2 separate regions of the Homo sapiens genome follow, and region 1 is linked to region 2. A link is an interaction called in ENCODE POLR2A ChIA-PET data of the cell type or tissue named here. Cell type or tissue: GM12878. All regions are shown on one strand. Links, peaks and the distances in the headings refer to the core of each region. The heading gives the core; the rest is flanking DNA.

Region 1 (8,852 bases), core at 1-4,000, 180 kb after region 2:
AGTATTTGGAACTAATATTTAATTTTCTTGGTCAGGCTGTCTTTGAGGGACATCGAAATCTAAAATTGAGACAGGCAGCCCATGTCAGGTCAAGGACGAAACTGCCAGTGGCTGCTGCCATCATGCTGATGTGCAGCTTTTGTGTTGGTGGTTCTAGCTGTCGGGAGTGGTTGGGTGTCATGTGGCGTGTGTGAAAAGATAGGAATGCTCAGCCAAGTCCCAGCTCCTTCTAAGCCTGGGCTCAAGTGTCCTGGCTCTTCCTGCCTTGAACTTGATTCTCCTAAGCTGATATTTGGAACTTTTTAGTCCAGAAACTATAGACCAGGGTTTTGCAACACTGCTACCATAAATCCTTCCTGGATTTTATCTGCCAGTAGCCACAGATACCACTGCTAGCTGTTACATAGAGGATGTGTGTTTAAACCTCCTTCTCAAGGTAAAATTCTAAAAATCTTTTCAGATGCTGAAGAAGGAAGAAGCAATTCCATGGCCTGGAACTTTAGCAATTGTTCATTCCTATATTGCCTACAAAGCAGGTAAGGAGTTATCCATACCCACTTTTTTGTAAGCTTCCCCTTGTTTGAAAAAAATACTGGCAGTATTTGTTTTATTCTCAAAAGGGAATTTAAATTTAAAAATGAAAACCTTTTGCCCTTAACTATTGGAGGAAACAAAGCAAATGAAAACTTTTTATTGGATAAAGTGGAAAACTTCTGTAGCATTTATTATTATTATTATTCATTTATTTTTTGAGACAAGGTCTCACTGTATCAACCCAGGCTCGGGTGTTGTGGCATGATCACAGCCCACTGCAGCTTCCTCCTCCTGGGCCCAGTCGATCCTCCTACCTCAGCCTCCCAAATAGCTGAGACTATAGGTGTGTACTACCATGACCAGTTAACTTTAGTATTTTTTGGTGGAGACAGGTTTCGCCATGTCACCCAGGCTGGTCTCAAACTCCTGGGCTCAAGTGATTCACCTGCCTTGGCCTCCCAAAGTCCTAGGAGTACAGGCATGAGCCATCATGCCTGGACTGTAGCACTTCTTGGGGGAAGAAAATGAGATGTGGTATCTCATTTATGTAAAGCCAGACCCAAGCCACTGACAGTTTTAGCATACTGTACACAGAAAAAGGAAAAGTCCAGGTGGGCAGATTCTCTGCACTGGGTTGTAGGACTCATGGGAGCTCTGGGGAAAATACCTTCTTTGGCAGGCATTCTGAGCACAGAGGACATTTCAAAGAATTAATTGTCAAAAACCGTTCCTTTTTTTTTTTTTTTTTTTTTTTAGCAAAAGAAGAAGAGAAACAGAAGTTACTTAAATGGAGTTCAGATTTAAAACAAGAACGAGAACAACTAGAGCAAAAGGTGAAACAGCTCAGCAATTCCATAAGTGTAAGTAAACCTCATGCCTTCAGCAGTCGATACATAGGTGCAGAGACCTAGGCCTTTCCAATATACGTAACAGTACGTGTGGGCCCCAGGCTGTTTCGGGTCCTTCTGTTTATTAACGTGATTAACTTGGGCAAATGCAGTTTGCCATCCAGTTAGAGTTCAGACCTCAGGTACAGGCGGCCAGTTGGTAGGTGGTGCCTTACCCAAGCTCTGTAACATCCTCTTGGCTTTAATCAGAGAGAGGATTTTCAGTCTTCAGGCTGAATAAGTAACAGCTACAACAGTGTAGCCATGGCCCTGCGTATTCCTGACAGTGTGTGGGGGGAGTGTAGCGCCTCACCTGACACTGAGCAGACACAGACCAGGTCCCCTCGTGTGATTCTTCCTAGTCACCTGAGCGAGTGGGCCCATCCGTACGGCCCTCCCTCGCTCTTTCTTCCACACCATGCTGATTGCATTTCCCGGTTTTCCTGACCAGTGTGAGGAAGCGGGCTTTCTAGAGACAAGTATTGGAAGTAAGTACTGCCCAGCCCGGCCTGTCCAAGTGGGAAAGAGGGTTGTATTTGCAGCAGGGGGACAGAGGCTTCTCCCAGGCAAGGAGCCAGTCTTCTTTTCCATTGAGTAGGTCACCCTTGTTGGAGTGAAGTGACCTCAGCCCTCATGGATACCAGGTGGTGCCTTGTACTTGGTGGCAGTTGAACTGTCCTGCTTACCTGCTTTCTCCTCCTCACCATACCTACCCATGGCATGCAGATTTAACACCTCTTTCCTCTCTTTCCCTGCCTAAAATAGAAGCCAGCAGGTGTGGGAAGCTGAGGGCAAAAGGGCAAAAGACTCTAAGTCCCCGGCTGAGCAGAAGGTGTACTGGCTGCAGGCCTTTGTCCTTGGGGCTTCGATCCTCCTAAATGCTGCTGGCCTGTCGTCTCACTTCCTGCTGCCCTCAGATGGAATCCAGATAGCACTGTGTGTTTTCCACCCTGGAGAGCTCAGTCCAGTCCTGAAGGCTCCCCAGTTAGCATGACAGAAGCATATCAAAACCTGCCTAAACAGGCTGCAGGACAGCTGTGGGAACTTTTTTTTTTTTTTTAAACAACCTTTGTTTGGAAGTCTGATGGCGGCTCTGCCGGTTTGTTTTTAAGCGTTAGTACTCCTGTGTGTTGGTGCCCGCATGCTCTTTCTCCCTCTGTTGCCTCTGGGACCTGGGACCCCCCAGCCTACCCACTCCACCCGCCCTGTTCCTTAGGTGGTAGCCGCCCACTCCACTGAGGAACACAGCAAGGCCCAGGGGCTGCACAGCAGCCAGCAGAGCTTCTTCTCCCTGGGCAGAGAGAAGGCGCTCTGCTCTTAGGGGCTGCCAGGCCTGTTAGAAACCAGGCGGCTCAGTGCCACTGCCCTTGTCATTTGCTGCAGAAATGCATGGAAATGAAGAACACCATCCTGGCCCGGCAGAAGGAGATGCACAGCTCCCTGGAGAAGGTAAAACAGCTGATTCGCCTCATCCACGGCATCGACCTCTCCAAACCTGTAGACTCTGAGGCCACTGTGGGGGCCATCTCCAATGGCCCGGACTGCACCCCCCCTGCCAATGCCGCCACCTCCACGCCGGCCCCTTCCCCCTCCTCCCAGAGCTGCACAGCGAACTGTAACCAGGGGGAAGAGACTAAATAACAGAGCCCCTCTAGGAGAAGCCACGGGATCCCGGCGGCAAGGAGAACAGAACACTGAAGACTCTAGAAAAGCAAAGCCGGATTTCTGGAAAGTGCAGAATTCTTTTGGTTCTTTGGTTCCAGAGAGAGAGAAGATGCTTGTGCCAGGTGGCACCAGAGTTTGCCAATTGATCCTTCTTATTCTGTGTGTACATGCAAAGATTGGACCATGTTACATGAAATAGTGCCAGCTGGAGGTTCTTTGCCAGCACCATGCCAAGTGAAATAATATATTTACTCTCTCTATTATACACCAGTGTGTGCCTGCAGCAGCCTCCACAGCCACGATGGGTTTGTTTCTGTTTTCTTGGGTGGGGAGCAGGGACGGGCGGAGGGAGGAGAGCAGGTTTCAGATCCTTACTTGCCGAGCCGTTTGTTTAGGTAGAGAAGACAAGTCCAAAGAGTGTGTGGGCTTTCCTGTTTCTAAACTTTCGCTACTATAAAACCAAAAAAAGGAATTGAGATTTCACCAACCCCAGTGCCCAGAAGAGGGAAGGGGAGTGGCTGGAGGGAGCAGGGGGTGGGACAGTGTATCAAATAAGCAGTATTTAATCACCTCTGGCGGGGGCCTCGTGCAAGGGGAGACTGACACCAAGAACAGCCAGTAGGTTCTTCTCCCCTGCACTCTGCTCCCTGCGCGGTAACCCCACCACTCCTGAAGCCTGCCCAGTCTCCTTCCTTCCCTGCTTGGTGAGTCGCGCATCTCCGTGGTTATCCCGCTGTCTCCTCTCCAAGAACAAGCAGAGCCCGGGCCACTGGCCCTTGCCCAAGGCAGGGAAGAAGGATGTGTGTGTCCAGGAAGGAAAAAAAGGTGGATCAGTGATTTTACTTGAAAACAAGCTCCATCCCTTTTCTATATTTATAAGAAGAGAAGATCTTGAGTGAAGCAGCACGCGACCCAGGTGTGTGTGAATTGAATGGAGACGTTTCTTTTCTCTTTCTTTAATTTTTGTTTTTGTTCTTTTTTTCTTTAAGGAAAGTTTTATTTTACTGTTCATTTTACTTTCTTGGTAACAAAAACTAAAATAAGGAATAGAAAAGCTGTTTTTCAGGCTGACAGTCCAATTAAGGGTAGCCAAGACCTTGCATGGTAGAGTAGGAATCATAGTGTCAGTGAGGTCCCGTGAGTCTTTGTGAGTCCTTGTGTCATCGTTCGGGCACTGTTTTTTTATGCAAGGGCAAAAATCTTTGTATCTGGGGAAAAAAAACTTTTTTTTAAATTAAAAAGGAAAATAAAAGATATTGAGGTCTTCCTAGTGTTACTTAAATTAAGATCAAGGTAAGAAACATTGTAAAAAAAAATTACAAAAGTGCTATTTGTTTCCTAAAAACAGTGATTTCTATTAAAAAGGTGTCAGAACTGGAGAAAATGCCGTGTAGTTATAATTTTTTAGCACAGACCCTGCTGATCACGATGACATTTTGCCGTGTGTGTGTCTCTAGACTGGTGGGCCAGTCTCCTTGAAGGACAGAGGCGGAGCTCCCCACCCTTCTCTCTCCTCAGAAAAGACCGTGCTCTCTTCTTGGTGCAGGGATCTTGTCTCCTGTTGTGAAGCCCAAATGGAAGCGTGGATGGTATCAGGGCCCTACCCGTGGTCTTCTCAGATTCTGCTAGAGCAAAAGGCTGGTGCCTAAATAAGATCCCTTCCTTTGGTGCTGCTTTTGGTCTTTCAGCCACCAGCATTATGAGTGCCTGGGGGACACCTCCGAGGGAACTGGCCAGCGGAGCTCTGTGGTGCGCACGCACCCTGGCCGTGACAGGAGGGTGCGGGAGTACAGGCTGGCTGCATCAGCCCTTGGTGCTTAGAACAGAGGAGGAGTGACATGTTTTGAGGGTACGTCTCTGAGACAGAGCCCCAGCGTGGCCTTCGCTCTGTCTTGCCTTTGGGGAGAGGTCTGAAGCTCCCACTCCTTTCTCTGCCTGTTGGCTCCAGGCACCAGAAATTTACTCCACTCCACCCACCCACAAGCCTCCTGGGTGACCCTGGGCTAGAATTGCTGCGCTTGCCTCGGCTTGGCCGGTTGTGGCCTCTCCTTGAGAAAACCAGGGTTGTGAAAGACTCAGACCATTCTCTCATCTTGCCTTGTCAGAAGTAAATTGTGTCAGATTTGTGCTCTCGCTGGAGACCTTTGCCCCTTGCGTGCCCCTGGCCGATGGGAGGGCGGTGGAGGCTCTGTACCCTGGCCCTGCTGGAGCATCTCCCCCAAGCCCACTCCAGGCCCTGGGAATGGCCAGAGTCTAGGAGAGGTAGAAACGATCCTATCAGCTTCTCTCCCACCCAATTAGGCCCAGAGAGACAAAGACAGATCTGAAAGCAAATGCAACAGAGAAGAGACACTTCTTAGAGTAAAATGTGTCTCATCTCTATCAGCCATCGCCTTTCATCTTCCCAGGGGCCTCAGAAGAAGGAATTAAGTTAGGCTGAACAGGCCTCAGAGTTAGGCCCTGGCTGCTTGATTGGCTGAGGGGGAAAGAGTTCCCTTTTCTCATTCAGAAACCAAGGTGCTGTGTCTAGTCAGGGAGCCTTGGAGATGCCTGGACTAGTTGGAGGAATCGTTGGCAGAGGATCAGAGACCAGCAGCAGGCTGTCTGCCCTGTCTAGAGCTCTTCCCCTCAACTTGTCTGGGCCCATCTGGGGGTTGCCACACAACACCTAACTTACCTTTTCCTGAAAGAAGTTGGGAAACCATCATCACTAGAGGCCTTTGCTCAGAGAGGAGCTGCCTTAGGAGTCTTGGGTCGGAGGACGGGGCTAGGAATTGACCAGGGCTTTGCCTGCCGCCCTCAGCAGTGTCGGGTACATTCTGACCTCGCCTGCAGCTGGGCTGTGGATTCTTCCTGACATTCAGATGTGAGCTGTTTTGGGAGTCAGCTAGTATGGAGTACGAGATGCAACCCAGCCCCCAAACCTACATTCTGCACTCAAATTCCAAAACACTGCTTTACTGTAAAGAAGAGGCCCCTGGCACCCAATCTCCCTGTCCTTCACTGTCCCCTCAGACCTGGGCGGGGAGGGGGGGGGGCCTGTGACCACCTGAGACATACGCTCGTGACACTGCCCCACCCCAGCCACCTCCACTTGCTTCCTCCTCCTTCCCTCCGCTGCTCTTTCCCCACGGCCCAGAATTTAGCTGCTCTGACAGCCACTTTTGAGACCAGCTGGCTTTGTAGTCACTTCAGAGAGCTGGAGCGGCTGCCCACTGGGCCCTGACTGGGAGTCCCCTGCCAGCTCCTGATCAGGCGCTGCGCCCTGGTGGCAGTGATGACTGGGAGTCCCCTGCCAGCTCCTGTCCAGGCGCTGCATCCTGGTAACAGTGAGGCCATGTTGCTGTCATCTCCACCTCTGCATTCTTGCTGCCTGTGGGTCCTTTTTCTTTCATGGAGCCTGCTGGGTCTTGTCTCACCTGTGCTGAGCTCCTCTGGGGTTTTGATTTCTTCCTTCCTTATCAGGCCCTTTGGGGTAAGCCTGCTGGTTGTACCTGACATAGGGAGGCAGTTAGGGGCAGTCCCTGGTGGGGCCGCCCTGGCAGCCTCCAGCTGGCACCATCGTGTGCCTGGTTTCCCTGCAACACCTGCCTCTCTGTCCCTGCTGCTGCTTGGCTCAGGCCCAACAGGCAGCGTGCATGGAGGTGGTTACACACAGCTGTTTCCGTGAGGGTGACCGTGTCTGCAGCACGCTTCCGTCTCCGCATGCACGGCTGCCTCTCCAGCCACCTCTGATACTTCTCTCTTGGGGCCATCAGAGCCTCCCTTGGGCTGTCACCTCCCAGCTCACACACACTCTTCAGTGGTTTCCTCTCTTCATTCTCTTATAGGGCGTGGTCCTTCTTATTTATCTAAAGGGCTGAATTTAGGAGACTTTTTACCCAGGGGCAAAAGGCTCTTAGGGTAATGAGATGGATGGTGGCCCAGGTGCATTTTCCAGGGCCTGGGTTCTCCAGATCCCGTGGCTTCTGTTGAGTGGAGGCAACTTTGCTCTGTGTGAACCTCGCCCCTGTCCCTCTGCCGGGCACCCCTGGCAGGAAGCAGGACTCCCATCCTCACCCTGACTTAGACTGTCCTCTGAGTCAGCTCCTCTCCAAGACAGGAGTGGGCAGCCCTGGGCAGTCTTCTGGCCCCTTGCTAAAGTGAGGGGCAGGAAGCTGGGGCTGCCCTCCAGAAAGCCGGGGTAGGAACTCTGAAAAATACCTCCTCTAAACGGAAGCAGGGCTCTCCAGTTCCACTTGGCGCCCCCTCCCACAAGGCCCTTCCTCCCTGAGGACCCCACCCCCCTACCCCTTCCCCAGCAGCCTTTGGACCCTCACCTCTCTCCGGTGTCCGTGGGTCCTCAGCCCAGGGTGAGCTGCAGTCAGGCGGGATGGGACGGGCAGGCCAGAGGTCAGCCAGCTCCTAGCAGAGAAGAGCCAGCCAGACCCCAACCCTGTCTCTTGTCCATGCCCTTTGTGATTTCAGTCTTGGTAGACTTGTATTTGGAGTTTTGTGCTTCAAAGTTTTTGTTTTTGTTTGTTTGGTTTTTGTTTTGAGGGGGTGGGGGGGGATACAGAGCAGCTGATCAATTTGTATTTATTTATTTTAACATTTTACTAAATAAAGCCAAATAAAGCCTCTCAGCCTCATGGTGTTGGGTTTGGGGCAGGGGAGGGTGGGCAGGACACATTCCAGTCCCAGCCTCTGCCCTCCCTGACTGGCTGTCTGGGGGTGGGGGGCGGGGGGGTGCTTGCCCTTAAGGGCCCAGGCCCTCCTGTGACCCCAGCTGGATGTAGCACCTCCCTTGTGCACTGACGCCCTAGCCCCAGAGTGCCCTTGCTCCCCCAAACCAGGAACACAAAAAAGATGTTTTAAAACTTTAATTATGAAAAAGGGATAAACAATTCAAGATGGGGGAACCAGCCCCAAACTGGCTGGGGCAGAGAGAGACCAGTCCCCAGCCATACAATAGCAGCAAGGGGAAGACCCCACCCCACAGATGCTCTGCCCCAGCCCTTCCCAGAGACCTTAAATAATTTAAATAGCAGGGATGGCGGAGGGCAGGTTGCCCTGGTGTCTGCCCAATGCTAAGATGAGGGGCAGCGCCGGCCCAGCCTCAGCCTCGGGCAGGGCTCTGGGGCTGCTGCAGGGCTGGGAGGTATTTGAGGGCAGCAGCCCCATGGTGGCGGGACAAGTCCTGGTGGAATTCGTCCTTGAGGGCCTGGAGGCAGTCACGATAGGTGGGGCTGGAGCGGAAGCGGGAGATGTCCAGGCTTGGAGCGTGGGGCAGATGGATGGTGAAGGCCTCGGGCAGCACCAGGAGCTCATATTCCTGCAGGGTGGGGCAGAGGAGCAGTGGCTGCCTGGCTTGCCTGGCCTGCGGGGAAGGTGCAGCTCCAGAGAACAGGCTTACCCTGTAGCCCCTGAGAGCTAAAGCAAGGGCCAAAGGGCAGATTATTTTAATTCCACAGAAGGGGGACATTTCTAACAGTGTTGCCTAGTGGTGTGGTCCCCCATGCAGGTGTCGTGAGTTCCCTGGACCTGGAGGTGCTCGAGTCAAAGGTGGAGGCAGCAAGGTGCCCTCCTCACCTGGGCATCCAGCTCCACAATGTGGGCCACTTTGTTCCAGCCGAAGCCCACAAAGCGAGGATCATAGCGGGGACAGTCTCGTGGCACCACCACGTAGGGTTCATAGTTGGCCGCCCATTGCACACGGTACGGGGCCTGAGCCTCCCGCCAGCGGGCATAGTCTGTGGGTGCGTGGCCTCGGGGCCACTCGTGGTA
Region 2 (16,094 bases), core at 3,338-7,337:
GGCGGGGGGCCGGCCGGGGGCTGCGGGCGGGGGCGGGGGGCACGGAGCCTCGCCCGCCCCCCCTCGGCTGTCCCTCGGCCGGGGAGGTAGCTGGGGCTCCTCCATCCCCCCCACCCCACCCCGGGATGCTGTCGGGGGGAAGTTTTTATTATGATTATTTATTTAATTAAAAAAAATTTTTTTTTGGAAAACCATCTTGTTTGTTGACTGAGGGATCTGGTTTAAAAAAAAAAAAGCTGCGGCTGCTGACGCTGCCGGGCCCCAGTGTGTGTGTTTGTGTGTGTGTGAGTGTGAGTGTGTTGGTGCATTTGTCTTGGGTGGCCGGAGCAGCGTTGGGGAAATTCCGCTTATTCTTCTTCTTCTGCAACTTGTTATTCCGGAGAGTCTGCCTGCACCCCTCACCCCGGGGCCGGCCCTCCCGCATTCGCCCCCGCCGCCGGCGGCCGCGGGGCGCCCCCGGGACCCCGAGCGGGCCGGGGCGGACAGGCCGCTCCGAGAGGGGCCGCGGCCGCCCCTCCCCCGCCCGCGCCCCCGCCGGGGGGAGGGGCGCGCGGAGTGGGACTCTTTCCGTTTGGTCCAGCCCCGTCGTGCACGCAGTTCCCAACACTTCTCGTCATCCTCTCTTTGGTCTCTTTATTCTGCTGAGCGGTGCTGTTAGGATTTCTTTTTTTTTTTTTTCCCCTGACCACGTTCGCGATGGTGGGTAGCAGCAAGGTGGCCCTGGTAGGGGAGGGGTTGGTATCGAGATTGGGCACCGGAGGAGAACGCCTTCTTTCAACTTTGTCTGTGGCTTGCACCCCCGGAGAAGGCCACAGGCCGGTTGTCGGGTGCAGATGTGCCGAGAGTGATTTCTAAGTAGTTGAGTTGTTGTGATGAGGGTACGACTGCTAATGGTCGGCAGGTTTTGTTTTCATTGGTGAATCTGGTGTCATCATATTCCGGTCATATGTTGAAATATTCTTTGTTTAGGTCTGGAAGTAGAGGATCTCACTCTGCACGTCCACATTGTGTTGTTTTTAAAATGATGTCTCTGGGAGTCTGGATTTCTAGAATTTCAAATCTGAGTGAAGGTCCGGGCATGTGTGGGCCTCATCACCTGGCCTTGACAGTGAACTTTGTGGCTGTGTTTCAGATTTCAAAGATTTGCCCCATAGCTGGGGAAGGAGTTGTGCATTTTTGCTAATAGTCGGTGTCAGGAATGTAGATGCTCGAGCTGGGAAAGTTAGAGAGGGAAGAACATTTATATATAAATAATGGATAGTTGAATATTAGAATCAGATTAATTTGGGCTGATGAAAGTTTTTTTTTTTTAAAGCAGTTGTGCACTCTGGGAAGGAAGTCTTTTCACAGGTTCACTTGATAGGGATTCTTTAAGGCGAGGGGCTGGAATTATCTCCTTTTTGAGCGAGTTCTCACCAACATCTGTAGCTTTATTGAGGGCCTGGTAAGGGTACTGAAATTGAGGCTAAACCATGTAAGCGTACTTTTCAGTGTTTATGATATTTGTTTACATCTGGTGTTCACTCTAAGCAATAGAAATAAATAGGTCAGCTTTGCTTTTGGTCTTTGAAGACTGGCCCCCTCCTTCCTTTTTTAAGTTTCACAATTTATTTGGTTTACAGCATTGTTGGAAACTGTTACTACATTTTTACTGGAAATACTATTATTCATTTTAATTTTGGTAAGTTCCTTCTTATTCTCTTCTTCTGTCTTTACTTGTTTATGGAATCGGTGTTGTGGGCTTAAAACTAGTTTATTTTAGGGGGTCATTAAAAATGTCTGAAAAATACATTTTCAAATCCCAGGACCTATCTTTTCATGGCAAAGAGGAAATTTTGTGTACAGTTATGCTAATGTTTATAAAAAAATTTCTGTACTTAAAACGTTTGTAGATGTACAACTATCCTTAAGTGAAGAGCATAGTAATAGTGCACAAAGTTCTCAAAACACAAACATCTGGCTAACATGTTACGAATATTCCAGGGGCTTTTTTTTTTTTTTTTTTAACATCAGACTTTTGCTTTTGGTAACATAATAGTATTTACAGTTTGACTGACATTGCTTGGCTGCCCATAATAAAGTGTTTTGCTTGGGTGCTATTGAATGCTTTTTAACTTAGTTTTTAGACAATTTTGCAGGCTTTATTTAAGCATGTTGTATTTTGGACTGAGGCAAGTCTTTGTGGAACTGGAGTAGTAATAGATGAAAAAGACACCTACCTGGGCTAAATTGTATTTTTAGAAGGTATAAGTGATGGATGGGGCCTATTTCTTTTAGCTTTGAAGGGTCCATCCTTTTTCCTATTCAGTCTTCTGGAAGGAGCTGCCTCTGAAATACTCTTCTTCTGCTTACATGAAGATCTCTAAATGCTATCCAGCAGGAGGTGCTACAGCAAGATAAAGGAAATTTTTGAATTTTGAGGGTCTTGCTACTTATTACAGCTCTGCTTAGCTTCAGCTAAGCAACAGGATTAACACCTTAAAGTTCCAGAAAGATTTTGAGTAAGTCCATTTAAAAATTCCATTCATAAATAATGTTTGCTACTTGAAAGTGAAGTCTTTGACTGTACAAAGTAGATGTGCGATTGCGGATAGTATAAGGATTCTGGCCCTTGGTACAGAGCACTGTTTAGAATTATTTTATTTGGAAGGGGAATTAGTCTTGTGTTGATGAGTGGGATGTTGAGCATGTATTTTAAAAAATTATTTGTAATTGTTATAAACAAAAGTAGTTGGTATGATTTAGGGCTTTAAGCCTTGTTATCATCCCTATAATATTAATACAAATAGGATATAGAGTAGTTGAGATTTTGGAAAGGGGTATAGTGTGTTGAAAAAATTTTAGACTTCTTGTAGTTTTTTCCCCTCGGATTTACAGACTATGATTCTAATATAGATCAATTTTTAGGCACTCGGCTTTATAAATACATATGGTTGATGTACTTAAGTTAGCCTGCAAAGACTGAGATTCTTGAACTGTAAGTCAAGTTGTATCAGTGGTAGGTCATTGTTGATGTAACAGTAACTGCATAAAGATGAATATAGCTACTTTAACAGTTTCATAGCATTTATAGCACATGGTCCTTTGAAACTCTGTTAGTGTTAGGTGAATTGATTATCACTGAAAATATCATGCCACTGTGGTTGCTTGTAAAGTTTTGTGTCGAAGTTTTAAAAATTTGGGGATGCTAGAAAGTTTGATAAATCTGCTTTGAATTTTGTCTATTTTGTAGGCAAAATACTGTTTTCTCAGTAAGACCAAATGAGATAATACATATAAAAGTTCTTCATAAATGGTAAGAAAGCATGCAGATATTAAGTTGTTGAGATAGGTAACTAATTAATACATGGACAGAAGCTTCTGTCTTTAAATGCTAACTTTTTCCATATCAGTTGAGAAAGTAATACATTTAAAGTGCACCCTGGACACTATAGTTTTTTTATTTTTTTATTTTTTGAGACGGAGTCTCGCTCTGTTTCCCAGGCTGGAGTGCAACGGCGTGATCTCGGCTCACTGCAACCTCTGCCTCCCAGGTTCAAGCGATTCTCCTGCCTCTCAGCCTCCTGAGTAGCTGTGATTATAGAGGTGTCCGCCACTACGCCCGGCTAAGTTTTGTATTTTGAGTAGAGACGGGGTATCACCATGTTGGTCAGGCTGGTCTTGAACTCCTGACTCAGGTGATCCACCTGCCTTGGCCTCCCAAAGTGCTGGGATTATAGGCGTGAGCCACCACGCCCGGCCTAAATTTTTGTTTTTTAAATACTGCTGTGGTTACCAAAAATGTCTTTGTTATAGTTTTGAAGCTGCTTTTGAAAAAATGCTGCCTAGTCAGTTTCTCATAATTTAAAAAAAAAAAAAAGATCATTTTCCCTTTTGAAGATCCTGTGAATTGTATGTCCCCTATTACAGTTTTTCTTCATTTCTCCATTGATGTGATGTGATAGTAGTTGATTTTAGTGAGTATGTAAGTTCCCTGATTCTTCTATAGACTCTTATTGACAGAGTAACAGATGTCATGGTTCAAGTTTTGAATGTTTTGACTGACTCTGCTAACTTTCTGAAAAATTCTTACTGCCTAAAGCTTTCAAGCTTGTTTCACAGTGAAAAAGATGTATATCTGTATGTGTTAGTATTAGGTATATATGGATATATCATTTTTGTTTTTCTATTTTAGAAGGATGCACAAGGAAATGACTACTCAAATCTAGAGGAGTGCACTGAAATATTTTTGTGTAAAAATAACCCAAAAGTTTAAAGCCTTGAGTTTCAGCTTTCTTATAAACTCTGCTCACAAATTTGGAATAGAAACATTTTAAAGTAAAATATAGATAATTAGGAACCCTGTGTTTATGAGCCTATCAAAAGGTATAGTATCTTAAATTTTAGAAGTGACTATTCTTTTGAAATTGCCCCCTTTAGAAAGTAAATATAGAAACTTGCTTCTGTGAACGGTGAGAAAAACACTTAACTGTTTAGATAAAAATGAAACCTCTCAGGGTGTTATTAACTTTTTCATCCTACAGACAGTGAATAGTAAAGCTTTCTGTGAAGACATACTGAAGTTAAGCTTATATTAATGTGCTTTTAAATTTTGTATCCTTAGTATTTTATTGCTGAAGGCTTTTGTATTTAATTACTATTCAAACAGAGAAGGGAAGGAATTAAAGTTTTAGGTCTCTGACCTTTAATGGAATTCTTTTATATCTATATCTAGAACTGATTTCTTGAAACATGTTTGAATTTTCATATTATTTTGTGCTGGGAAATATTAATGATTTATGTTGACTTCTCAGGAGCTTTTGTACATGGGCTTTTTTTATAGGCCTAAGAATTCTTTAACGTTTTGATCACATTAATTTTCTCAGGTGTATGTTTTTGCTGCTTTGCGATTTTTTAAAAAAGAGATAATATGTTAACATTGCATTGAATTTATTGTAGATAATTATTTCTTAAATAGCTTATGTTTTCTACTTTGTATGTTTGTGTGTATATGTGGCCATACTATTTTGTAGGCTTTCGTATAATTCTTATATGTGTGTTAAATTTTTGAATAGTTATCTTTTGTAAAAATGTTGAAGTAGACTTTATGAATAACTTTTCTATTACTTGTCCCTCAATTCAGTCTTAAAATTATGGTGAACTCTTCCAAAGCTTTTAGAAATTATATGTGAGGTTCAGCCATCCTTTGGACTCTTCTAAAGCAACTTTCTTACACTAGACTTGTGTGGCAATTTGAATACTCCTCCACTTCTCCCTTTCAGTACCCTGCAAGTCTCTCCCCTCTCCCTGCCTTAAAAAAAAAGTAAATAAAAAAGACTTTGGTGAAAATATCTCAGTTGAAGGCAACTATTCTTTTCTATACTTTGGAATCAGTTACAGAAATGTTTTCTGCCTTTTCTAAGTAGTCAAGAAAGTGAACCAGTATGGAGGGGATAGGAAGGGGATGAGGCCTAACAGGTTGATGATCTAGGCTTTATTTTGACTCTGTTTGTGGGCCTAGGGGAAAAATAACTTAAACACAGAAGCCAAAAAGATGGGTTTTGTTTTATTGTTTTGGCTGCATTGAGAATACAAACTGTCAGTACTTGAGGAGAAGGAGCAGCAGAAAGGAATTGATTTTTTTTCTGCTGCAGATCCAAGTATTGTTAACCATGTGCATCTCCAAAGCGACATACTTACAAATCAAACAGTAGTTGATTATTTCACTCAATTAACAGTCAGAACCCTAAATTGTGTGTGTTTTTTTTAAATTTTAAATAAGTACCCAAAACTTTGGGGTAATGACAGTAATTTCCTGATAAAAGTGGGTATAGTAACCATGGCAACTGCTATCTCTGGCCTTATGGACAGTATGTTGTATTGACGAAGCTTCAAATCCTTTATAGTAGCCCGTCACTTTTATGGTGAAATGTAGTAGCATGTGTTGCAGATGATTTTTAGCTGGATTGCGTTAAATTTGTGTGCCAGCTTATCTTTCCTTGTTAGGAATTTCTTGGACTATATTCCAAAACATGTTTGTGAAGGTGCTGTTGCCTGAAAATAACCCACCACCTGTGTTAGGCCTCCTGATGCAGATTGCACTTAGTTCTTTCCCAGCCTCCTTCCACAGACTTGCAGAAAATAGGAGGGTGTGTAGCAACTGTATATATGTAAATTCTAGCTCAAACTTATCAGCTTGTGTTTGGACGTGTTACTGATAGCTTAAAAAATCTTTTGTGTTTTCAGAAGAGGTCAGTGGATGAGAGAAGTGGGCTTGTAGTTGGAATACTGTTTTTCTAAGTGTTCTTTGTAGAAGCGTGTGTGTGTGGGGATGTGTGCGTGTGTGTGTGTGTGTGTAGGGAATTAGAGGTGAGGAATGGAGGGCATAAATATTGAGTAAGGACTTGACAAAAGCAGAACTTCAGTGTTTTTTGTTTGTTTTTGTGATGGGGTGTGTGCGTATTACTAAAAAAATTATTTCCTGGTGGGCAATATTAGAATATGGGGAATGTTTGCTTCTGAGAATTTTCTTCAAGAAAAATTATTTATAAAATACATCTTGAATAATTGTTAAAAAGCAACCTGTTAAAACAATTAAACTTTTTTTTTTTTTTTTTTTGAGAATGAATCTCACACTGTCACCAGGCTGGAGTGCAGTGGTGCGATATTAGCTCACTGCAGCCTCCACCTCCCAGGTTCAAGCAATTCTCCTGTCTCAGCCTCCTGAGTAGCTGGGACTACAGGCGTGCGCCACCACGCCCAACTAATTTTTGTATTTTTAGTAGAGATGGTTTCACCATGTTGGCCAGGATGGTCTCGATCTCTTGATCTCGTAATTCACCCGCCTCAGCCTCCTAAAGTGTTGGGATTACAGGCGTGAGCCACCGCGCCCGGCCAAAACAATTAAACTTTTTGTGGGGGAGGATTAGAGAATGTTGAAATGGATCCATTCAAACTTTAAAAAACTATTTCAAAAATTATATTTTTTATTCATCAAGTTTTTTTGCTTTTTCAGCATTTTTTTCTGTGCTTCTCCTACGTAAGATTTTTCTAATGTGAAAATGTTGGTCTAAATATTGATACTTTTTCCGGTATGTGCTAGAGAAACTGTGTGCCACATCAGAGAACATACAAATTTGATTTAAATTTGATTAGACTCTGATAATAAGATATAGTCAAATTGTGCTAGATAGTTCAGACTTTCTTGAAACTTGCTGTGATAACGTGGTTTACTTACTACAAGTCCCAGTATGCATTGCAGTTTTTGCTTAACTTCAGATTAGAGCACTGCATGCTGGGACCTGTAGTTGATTTAAACAGTACGGAAAACCCTTCCTTCTTGTCTGCTCCATTTTATTATACACAGCTTCCCAGCCCTCTAAGAACTTTCTGCTAAGTAGTTTGATTACTAATATTATGATTATTATGCTGCTCAAATTCTAAAGTGAGTCTTCAGAAACAACCTAGTGTTTTAGTTTACCTTAGATTAGTTTATTGTATTTTTTATCAGCTACTATAAGGTTTACACACAAAATAATATATTGAAAACTTGACTTAGCAGATGTAAATTATTTTTATGCATGTGGCGATACAGGTCTCTTTATAATTATGGCATCATTCATTGCTAGTGTGGGCATGAGAAGCCTCTTATTATCAAGCCTGATATATATGCTGTTCCTTTTTTTTTAAAATGGGGATAGTTGTTCCGTAAGGTTGGATGGAAGGTTTTCTGTGCCAGTATTTAATTTCAGAGTTCTGTGATTCTTCTGTAATAATTGTCAACATCTTGAATATCTGTACGCTTTAACTGGAATTCCTGAAAATAAATGTGGTTTTAGTGTAAATTTAATACTTGAAAATGTAGTCTGAGGCAGAGAAAGAGGTGAAATGTCTTTAATAATTTATTTATATTTTTATTTGGAAAGTTTAAATTTTTTTGGTGAGGATTCTACTTTAATTTTATTAACTAATATCAGAGGGTTGTTACAGGGATTAATTGTTAAAATCTATGACCGTACCTAGCACGGTGCTTGGCACATAATAAGGGCTCAGTAAACGTTTAGAATTAGCAGCAGCAGCAGTAGTAGTAGTTACTGTTATTTTAAAAAATAGCACGCTTCACATTTTTTTCCTCTCTTTTTACAATATAATTTGATCAGAAGCTCAGGCTGTTCTAAGACCTTGAGATTTTTGGCTTATGGTAATGATGTGACAAATTCCTGAGAATGTTTTTGCTGTGTGTAAAATGTCCTTGCACCTCAGTTTCTCCCTAAGTGATGTATGCCCCCAAAAGGACTATCACACCAGTAACTGAATATTTTGACTAGTATTCAGCTCTGCCTGTCTAGTACTCATTGCATCCATACCACAAGCCTTTGGTTGACTTCAGAAAGTTCAAAAGGTAATGAAAATTTATTGTTTACAATGTTTGCACTGTTAGAATATCCAAACTAGTTGATTAAGGAAAATAAGATGCTGCAAAATGCCCCTTTTGTTACAGTGTATGTAACCTTGGAAAAATTCTGTTGTGTTTAGAAGCATGTACCAATCTATCACTGTAGTTCACAGTGTTACAGGATTGATGTATTGGAGGCCAGTAAACAGCCCCAGAAAGAAAGTGTAGTTTCAAAAAATCTTAATTCTTTACATTAATTTTCTCTTTTAGGACACTGACTTCTTTTAGGCTCTTGAACTTGTATTTTTATTTGCATGGCTGGTTCCTTTTGGCTGTTTGAGAAGGGAAAGGGATGCCTGGGGATATTGGAAAATGTAAGTGTAAGCTGCAATGTATATGTCTTAGTTTGAATGTATGCAGAAGCAGGGCAGTGCCTTTCTTACTTGCTTAGCCAGTATCTTATTCCAGCTTTTTCTCTTGCGAGGAGTTCTTACAATATTGTTGCTGAGGGCTACCATGTTTATTTAAGAAAACTCTGCCTTTAGTTTTATTTATTTATTTATTTATTTATTTGAGACGGAGTCTTGCCATGTTGCCCAGGCTGGATATGGAGTGCAGTGGCGCAATATCAGCTCACTGCAACCTCTGCCTCCCAGGATCCAGCAGTTCTCATGCCTCAGCCTCTCGAGCAGCTGGAATTACAGGCATGCACCTCCATGCCTGGCTAATTGTTATATTTTTAGTAGAGATGGGGTTTCACCATGTTGGCCAGGCTGGTCTCTTAACTCTTGGCCTCAAGTGATCTGCCCACCTCGGCCTCCCAAAGTGCTGGGATTACAGGCGTGAGCCACCACGCCTGGCCCAAGAAATATTTTTTAAAGTACTTGTTTATATAGCAAACCAATCTGCTGTAATAATACTAGCCTCCCCCCCCACATAGTTGTGATTTAAAATTTGTTAATATGGCCAGGCGCGGTGGCTCACGCCTGTAATCCCAGCTCTTTGGTAGGCTGAGGCGGGTGGATCACCTGAGGTCAAGAGTTCGAGACCAGCCTGGCCAACATGGCAAAACCTCATCTCTACTGAAAATAGAAAATTAGCTGGGCGTGGTGGCAGGTGCCTGTAATCCCAGCTACTCGGGAGGCTGAGGCAGGAGAATCGCTTGAACCCAGAAGGCGGAGGTTGCAGTGAGCTGCGGTTGTGCCATTGCACTCCAGCCTGGGAGACAGAGCAAGACTCTGTCTCAAAAAAAAAAAAAAATTGTTAATATGTAGATTAGACATTAAATAGATTCCTTAGATGTGTCCAAAATGTATGGAATCTGGTCTGATATGCTTCTACTTTATAAGCTGTTTTATTTATATGACATCAATTTGTCTTTTCAAGACCTAATATTAAAATGAAATAAATTCAGCAGTTACAAAGGAGTTAATACAAAGGGCTAAATATAAGGAGAAAAATAGTCCCTGGTGTTAATGGCCAATATAGAAAATATCAGGTTTGTAGGAATTCTCATTCCATATTTTTATCATTATATGTACCCATGTGATTACTGAAATACTAAAGTTGGAAATCAGGAGAGGAAATAAGGAGAGTAAAACTGGGCAGCCATGTAGATTCAGTATAGAGACCTTTGACACACCTAAATTATTGAACACAGTTTTCTTTTTTAATGAAATGCCCCAGGCCAGTATAAAGGAAACAGTTGTGATGATGTCAGAAGACTTGGTCTTAAGTGTACTCCTGTCACGTAGCTGTACACTCTTGGGAAGTTCATCCTTGCTGGGCTTTAGTTTACCCAGTGGTAAAATGGGGATAATAATAAGGGCCTGCTTCACTATGATATTAAAAGGATTAGATAAGATAATACTCATGAATGTACTTTATATTACTAAAGTTGTGTATGTAAATTGAATTTTTAATCAGCAATAAGGGGCTGGGTTTTAAGATATTTATCTGTATCATGTTAATAATATTAATATTATACAATTTTAAATAATGAGTTAGAACCAAAAAATTAGTGATCCACCCTGCTCCCAATAGACCAGTACTTTTTTTTTTTTTTTTTGACACGGAGTCTTGCCCTGTTGCCCAGGCTGGAGTGCAGGGGGGCCATCTCAGCTCACTGCAACCACTACCTCCTAGGTTCAAGTGATTCTCCTTCCTCAGCCTTCCCGAGTAGTTGGGACTACAGGCATGTGCCACCACACCCGGCTAATTTTTGTATTTTCAGTAGAGACGGTTTCACCATGTTGGGTAGACTGGTCTCTAACTCCTGATCTCAAGTGATCCACCTGCCTCACCTTCCCAAAGTGCTGGGATTACAGGCCTAAACCACCACGCCTGGCCCAATAGACAAATTCTTGACATGTGTTTACGTGTGTGTTTATGGTGTAGTTCTTAACAGTATACACATTGGTACATTTGTGTGTATATTATAAATATAAATGTACTGGTGTGTTGTCATGGGAATGAAAAATTTTAATTATGAGCTTTTGTGTTTTAAAAATTTTATTTTACTAACTATATAAATTTTATTTTTATGTGTTAATATACAAACTTACATAAATATATATATTTGTGTTTGGAGAAGTGACATACACACATTTTGGAGAAATGACATAGATTTTAAATGTTTGACAAGTTGTGAACGGTTTTTGTACCTTAGGTTTATCTGTTGTCATCAATAATAAAGAGTGTTTATTATGTATAGTGCTAAGCCTTTTTACACATAGGATCTTATTTAGTTTTAATCCTCACAGCAATATTCTGAGGATTTACTATTATTATCCTACCTCCATTTTACAAATGAGGAAGTAGAGGTTTCCCTCGGATCACATAGGTAACAAATGATACAACCTGGATTCAAGCCCAGGTTTGATTCCTGAGCCCTTGCTCTTAAATGTCCAAAATGCTATACTAAACTATGTAATTCCCATAGATACCTAGAAATGAATTACTAAAGAAGTTTTCAATTTACTGAAATGGCCACAGCTACAGTGTATCATTTTGAGGCTGTTTCATGTTGATTTTGGTTGGGTTAGGTTGAGTAGTTTGAAAATAGTAAACATTGGAATGGGATGGAAATGAAGACATTTGGGACAGTGCCTGCTTTGTTTATCCTTGTATATCCATTGCCAAGCATAGTGCGTAGCATGGGGTGGGGTCTAATAGCTATTTCTTAAAGTTTGGAAGTTGGGCACTTTATAAAGCACAGTGTAAGTTAGTTTAATACTTTTTTTAGTAGGTGCAAATGGTTTACATTCACTATTTCAGTCAGTCCTTATATAACGATCAACGTTTTAGAGTGTTAGATAAGTGTCCTTTCAAGAAATATTACAAAAGCTGTGCATCTAAGTTAGAAAGTCATTCTAGCAATATAGATACGTATAAAGTAGAAAATTAGTCATTCCGTTCTCATCCTACTTTTAAACTTTTCCTGTGCATTTACATATGTATTTTATATATATATATATATATACACACACACACATTTTTAAAGAAGTTTAATTATACCATAATACTCTCAAAGTTTACTTTTTTCCAGGTGACTATTTAAAAAACTTGTTTATTTTTGAAAATAGGGCTCATGTGGGAAGTGGGAGTAAGGTTGGAGGAAGAGAGGTGGGTAAGATTTATACATTAAGATTCCAAACCTAATGCCTTAGATTGATTGTACCTCATGCTTTAGGAAATGGTCATTGTTATTTTTTAAACTTAAAAAAAAATCAGTTTAAAATGACAACATTGTTTTCTGTCCTATATAAGTAATTTAGGAGGCATCATTTCTGAATTAAATGATTCTAGTTTATTCTAGTAGCTACTTATAAAGAGAGCAATTGTGTTTTCAAATAACATTTAAAAAAACTGGTAATCTCTCTTCTTGGTTGTTAGGACACATTTATTTCACATTTACAAAGTAAATAGGCAAGAATTGGGGCAAACCTGTAAAAAAGAAAAAATAAAAAGTAGGATTTTAAAACCAAGATAATACATGTAATATTTTAATTAATAGAAACTCAAAGTAGTACTGCTTAATCAGCGTAAAGATACCCTACATAGGAATTAGTCCTGGTCTTCACAACTTCATGTGAGTAGTGTGGGCTGACCTCATCCCCATCACCTATCCCTACTCACTCAACCACTACCAAATGCTATGCTGATAACTCAGTATTTTTTAACGCAGTTAAAAAAAAAAAGTAAGTTATTTGAGTGCTGTTCATTTTTTCTGGCATTATATTTAGAAAGACATACTAAAGGCCTTATAATCTACATTAAATAGAACTCTTGATTCCAGCTTTGAGAGTTTTAACTTGTTGCTGAGATTATTAGTGATAATTCACTGTTGTAATTTTTAAATTAAAAAATTTTGTTACACAGGTAATAAAAAGTTTTCGTTATAAAAGTTTTTAAAAAAGCCTTTCTAATCCTAGAATACACTCCTTGCATCTAAGGTGCTTTATGCTTCTTTAGATCCACGAAGTGCTAAAGCCTTGCCGTAAAATTCTAAGAATTGGACCTGGTAGAATGTAGCAGTTTATTTAAACTATAGAGTAGTCAACGTTTTTTACCAGCCAAGTTTAGTTTTTCTCATTGGTAGCATTCATAAATATGCTTTTCCTTTTGAGTGGCTCAGACCATGTCCTACAGAGTATTTTATTCTTGTTCATTCTAGTCTAATAGTGTACAGAGGGCTCAATTAATGTTATGGATGGTGAAACTGAGAGACAAGAATTTGACTAAGTTAGTGGTAGAGCCTAGTTTTCCTTTTTTATTCTAGACTCAGTCATCTTGACCAGTACTCTCTACACTTTTAAAAATTATGGTTACCAGTTAAATGTATGATAGTCTAAACTAGTGTTTTATGCATGTTGTCAAACATATAGGAAATTTGAAATTTTTAAAAGGATGAGATTTTAAAATATAAGTTGTAATAATTTCTTCCCAGTGGCTCCCTTCCTCAGGGTACCCACACCCACTTGGAGATGAGTGCTCAAGATAGGCCATTCTTCCTGCAGAAGAGGCAGCCGTGGGGACAGCTGGAGGACAGTTGGTAAAAGGTGTGGGACTTTTAAGTTGGAGTGATCTTTTGCAGCTTTTTAATTTTAAAGAAACAGCCTTTCTTTCTGTGAAAGGCTGAAGGATTCAAAGTATAGGCCTGGAGAGAGGTGAGCTTTAAAAGACAGAAATATAAACCTTACTTGTTTTCCTCAGAGTTGACCAAAAGGGAAAGGGCTGCCTGCCCTGATAGCTTCTACTCCCATTGAGATGGCAGTGCCTTTTTCTGTTGTTAGGCAGTTTATAGAACGCAGGATAGCTTGGTAAGCGTCTTCTCTGTGCCTGATGTGACGTAACATTGTGGAGTATGCAGCATGCATGTTAAGTACAAGTGGTTGTATTTGGCTTGTTGCTACAGCATTTTTGAAGATGTCTTAAAAAGCAATTATCAGTGGATGGAGTTGGATATGTGCAAATTATTGAAATCATCATATCTCGAAGACCAAACTTTGTAACTTGAATTATTCTATTTAGTATTTGTTTACTTCCCCCAACCCCCAACACCTCAGAGCAGAATTCTTTTTCTGAAAGGAACAGATGCCGTTAACTTATCAGGACTTGATACTAAAAAGCCTACAAAAATCTTTGTGCTGTTTATTTTCTTTATTTAATCTATATGCAAAACATATTGTAATTATTGCTGTTAGAGAGTTTTAAGCTGATGGTTCCCCCCCACCCTTTTGTGCTCAGGGGAGATAGATTAGGAATGCCAAATTGACAACTTGGTATAAAGAAATAATGACCATTGAAATAAAACAGGAGTTCAAATAAAAAGCAAATCAGATACAAATGTAGAATGAAAATATCTTTTAGTAAAATGTTAGCATGCTGTACTTGGAACAGATGCCACATTAATTCAAAAGAGAGCCCAGAAAATGTGGCAACTTTACGATGTCAATGGAGGGAGCTGCAATAGTTCCTGTTTTCATTGTGTCAGGTTCTCAGTACCTTTAGGTCCAGTCCTGTTCCTTGTATTTATTTTCTGTATATTACATGTTAGTATACAAATATTAAATCCGTGCCTAATACTTATATTTGTGTAATTAAATACATTGTCATGCTATTAGATATTAGTATAAAAAGCCCAATAACTTATACTGCAATAGTCATGTTTTTTGTTTTAAATACACCTATCAAGATATTCAGAATCTGAAGCAAAAATTCTCTGCATCCTTCAAGGCACATTTATGATAAGAAGGTAGTCTAAGAATTGAGTCTTTCAAAGAGGCCTAGTGCTTTTTAAATGTAAAATTTGGACAAGTTACAAAATTATGAGAATTTTGCTTTTTTCTCATTTAAATTTGTAGTTATCATTGGACATTTGTTATGATTTTTAAGTAGCTTAGACTCATTCATTCCTTTTGTGTTTTTTTTTATGGTGTTTGGGAAGAAGAAGGGGTGATGGAAGGGTACTGTACACACTGGGATATTTTCAGAGTGACATTCATTTTATAGAAGATTGCACAGGGACGTCTCTGAATTGCCCATTTCTTGCAGTTCCTGGTTAGTGTGGGTCTGAGTGTGGAGAAAGGTGGGCTGGGGGCTCTTAACCAGATTTACAGTTGTGCTACTTCCTGAGTCGTGCAGTGATCTAATCATCAGGGGCATGTCCTGTGTGCCTGTAAAGACGTCTGGCACACATGCTTGGAAAGCACTACTAGTTTTCTCTCAGTGAAGCTTACAATTTAGTAATTTGGTAAAAAGGTTAAAAGTTTTGTTTTCATGTAATTCGAGTGAAGGGGAGTTTATAGCGTGTCAGTAGAACACAGAGGTTAAGAATGTTAGTGCAGGAGCCACTTTGCATGGGCCCAGATCCTAGCTTTGCCACGTATTAGCTCTGACTGTGGCCAAATGACTTCCTGCTCTGCCTCTGCCTCAGTTTCTTCACCTGTAAAATTTGAATAAAATGAAGTGGTTATGAGGAATAAGTGAGTTAATGTGTAAACTAGTAGAAGTGCCTGACACATAGTAAGTACTAAATAAATGGTACTGAAGCTTAGTTTTCTGCTCCTTTCTTCTCTTCTCAAGGATTGAGACAAGTATTAGTATAAGAGCCTGAGCTTTGGCATCTGACTCCAGTATTTGAATCTCAGTATAACCACTTAAAGTTTAATGTGTGACCTTGGACTAATTATTTAAGCTCACTCCAATAAAGATGTATCACATACGTGCTGCATACCACTGTGCTGGTCACTGGGACTTCAGTTTCTTCATCTGTGATACAGAGATGGTAATACCAGCCTCCTAGGGTTCATGTGACAATAAAATGAGGAAATCTTGAGACACTCAATCATGATAGCTGCTCTTATCATTATTATTGTTATTATTACAGTCCCACTAAAAGTTCATGGGAAAAGAGTAAATTTGGAACAATTTAGCTGGAGAGGTTTTTTTTCTCCCTTGAAATGCGTGGTGAGAAAGAGTATAGATGATAAAAGTGTTATCTAATGAGTTCTTATTTGTGAATACCTCTGGGAAAAATAGAAAATACATGGGAATATGTCAGTTTTAACAGAGCCTGCTAAATATTTTAGGGGATTTAATGTTTATTAAAACCCATAGTGATATAAGCTTTTCTTTTTTTTTCTCAACAGCTGGTGAGACCAGCACCAAGATATTGATGCAGTTTATAGTAGGTCTCTTAGAATCAAGTCAGTAGTAG

The links. Peaks named below come from ENCODE experiments on the same cell type or tissue, not always from the same donor. Only the 100,000 strongest peaks of a DNase experiment are listed, where the experiment ranks them.
Region 1: POLR2A ChIA-PET joins it to region 2 with 9 read pairs; 5 of 35 experiments call an interaction of 5 or more read pairs at or near these places.

Annotation. Positions count from the first base shown.
Region 1 is chr11:45,928,178-45,937,029 of GRCh38, reverse strand. PHF21A (PHD finger protein 21A) reads left to right here. Exons shown (of 19, transcript NM_001352027.3): 17 at 461-536; 18 at 1,291-1,394; 19 at 2,805-7,711. The coding sequence ends at 3,062. LARGE2 (LARGE xylosyl- and glucuronyltransferase 2) reads right to left here. Exons shown (of 14, transcript NM_001300721.2): 13 at 8,658-8,852; 14 at 7,934-8,400. The coding sequence ends at 8,185. Among named protein-coding and RNA genes, the nearest start is that of LARGE2, 9.9 kb to the right of the region's middle. RefSeq lists enhancers at 1,297-2,295, 6,443-6,532, 6,883-7,072. In GM12878, for the core only: no CTCF peak of the experiment used is centred there; no DNase peak of the experiment used is centred there.
Region 2 is chr11:46,104,329-46,120,422 of GRCh38, reverse strand. All of the region lies in intron 1 of PHF21A (PHD finger protein 21A), which reads left to right. Among named protein-coding and RNA genes, the nearest start is that of PHF21A, 9.1 kb to the left of the region's middle. RefSeq lists silencers at 360-439, 510-569, 753-910. In GM12878, for the core only: no CTCF peak of the experiment used is centred there; no DNase peak of the experiment used is centred there; H3K4me3 peaks cover 2,894 bases; H3K27ac peaks cover 1,338 bases.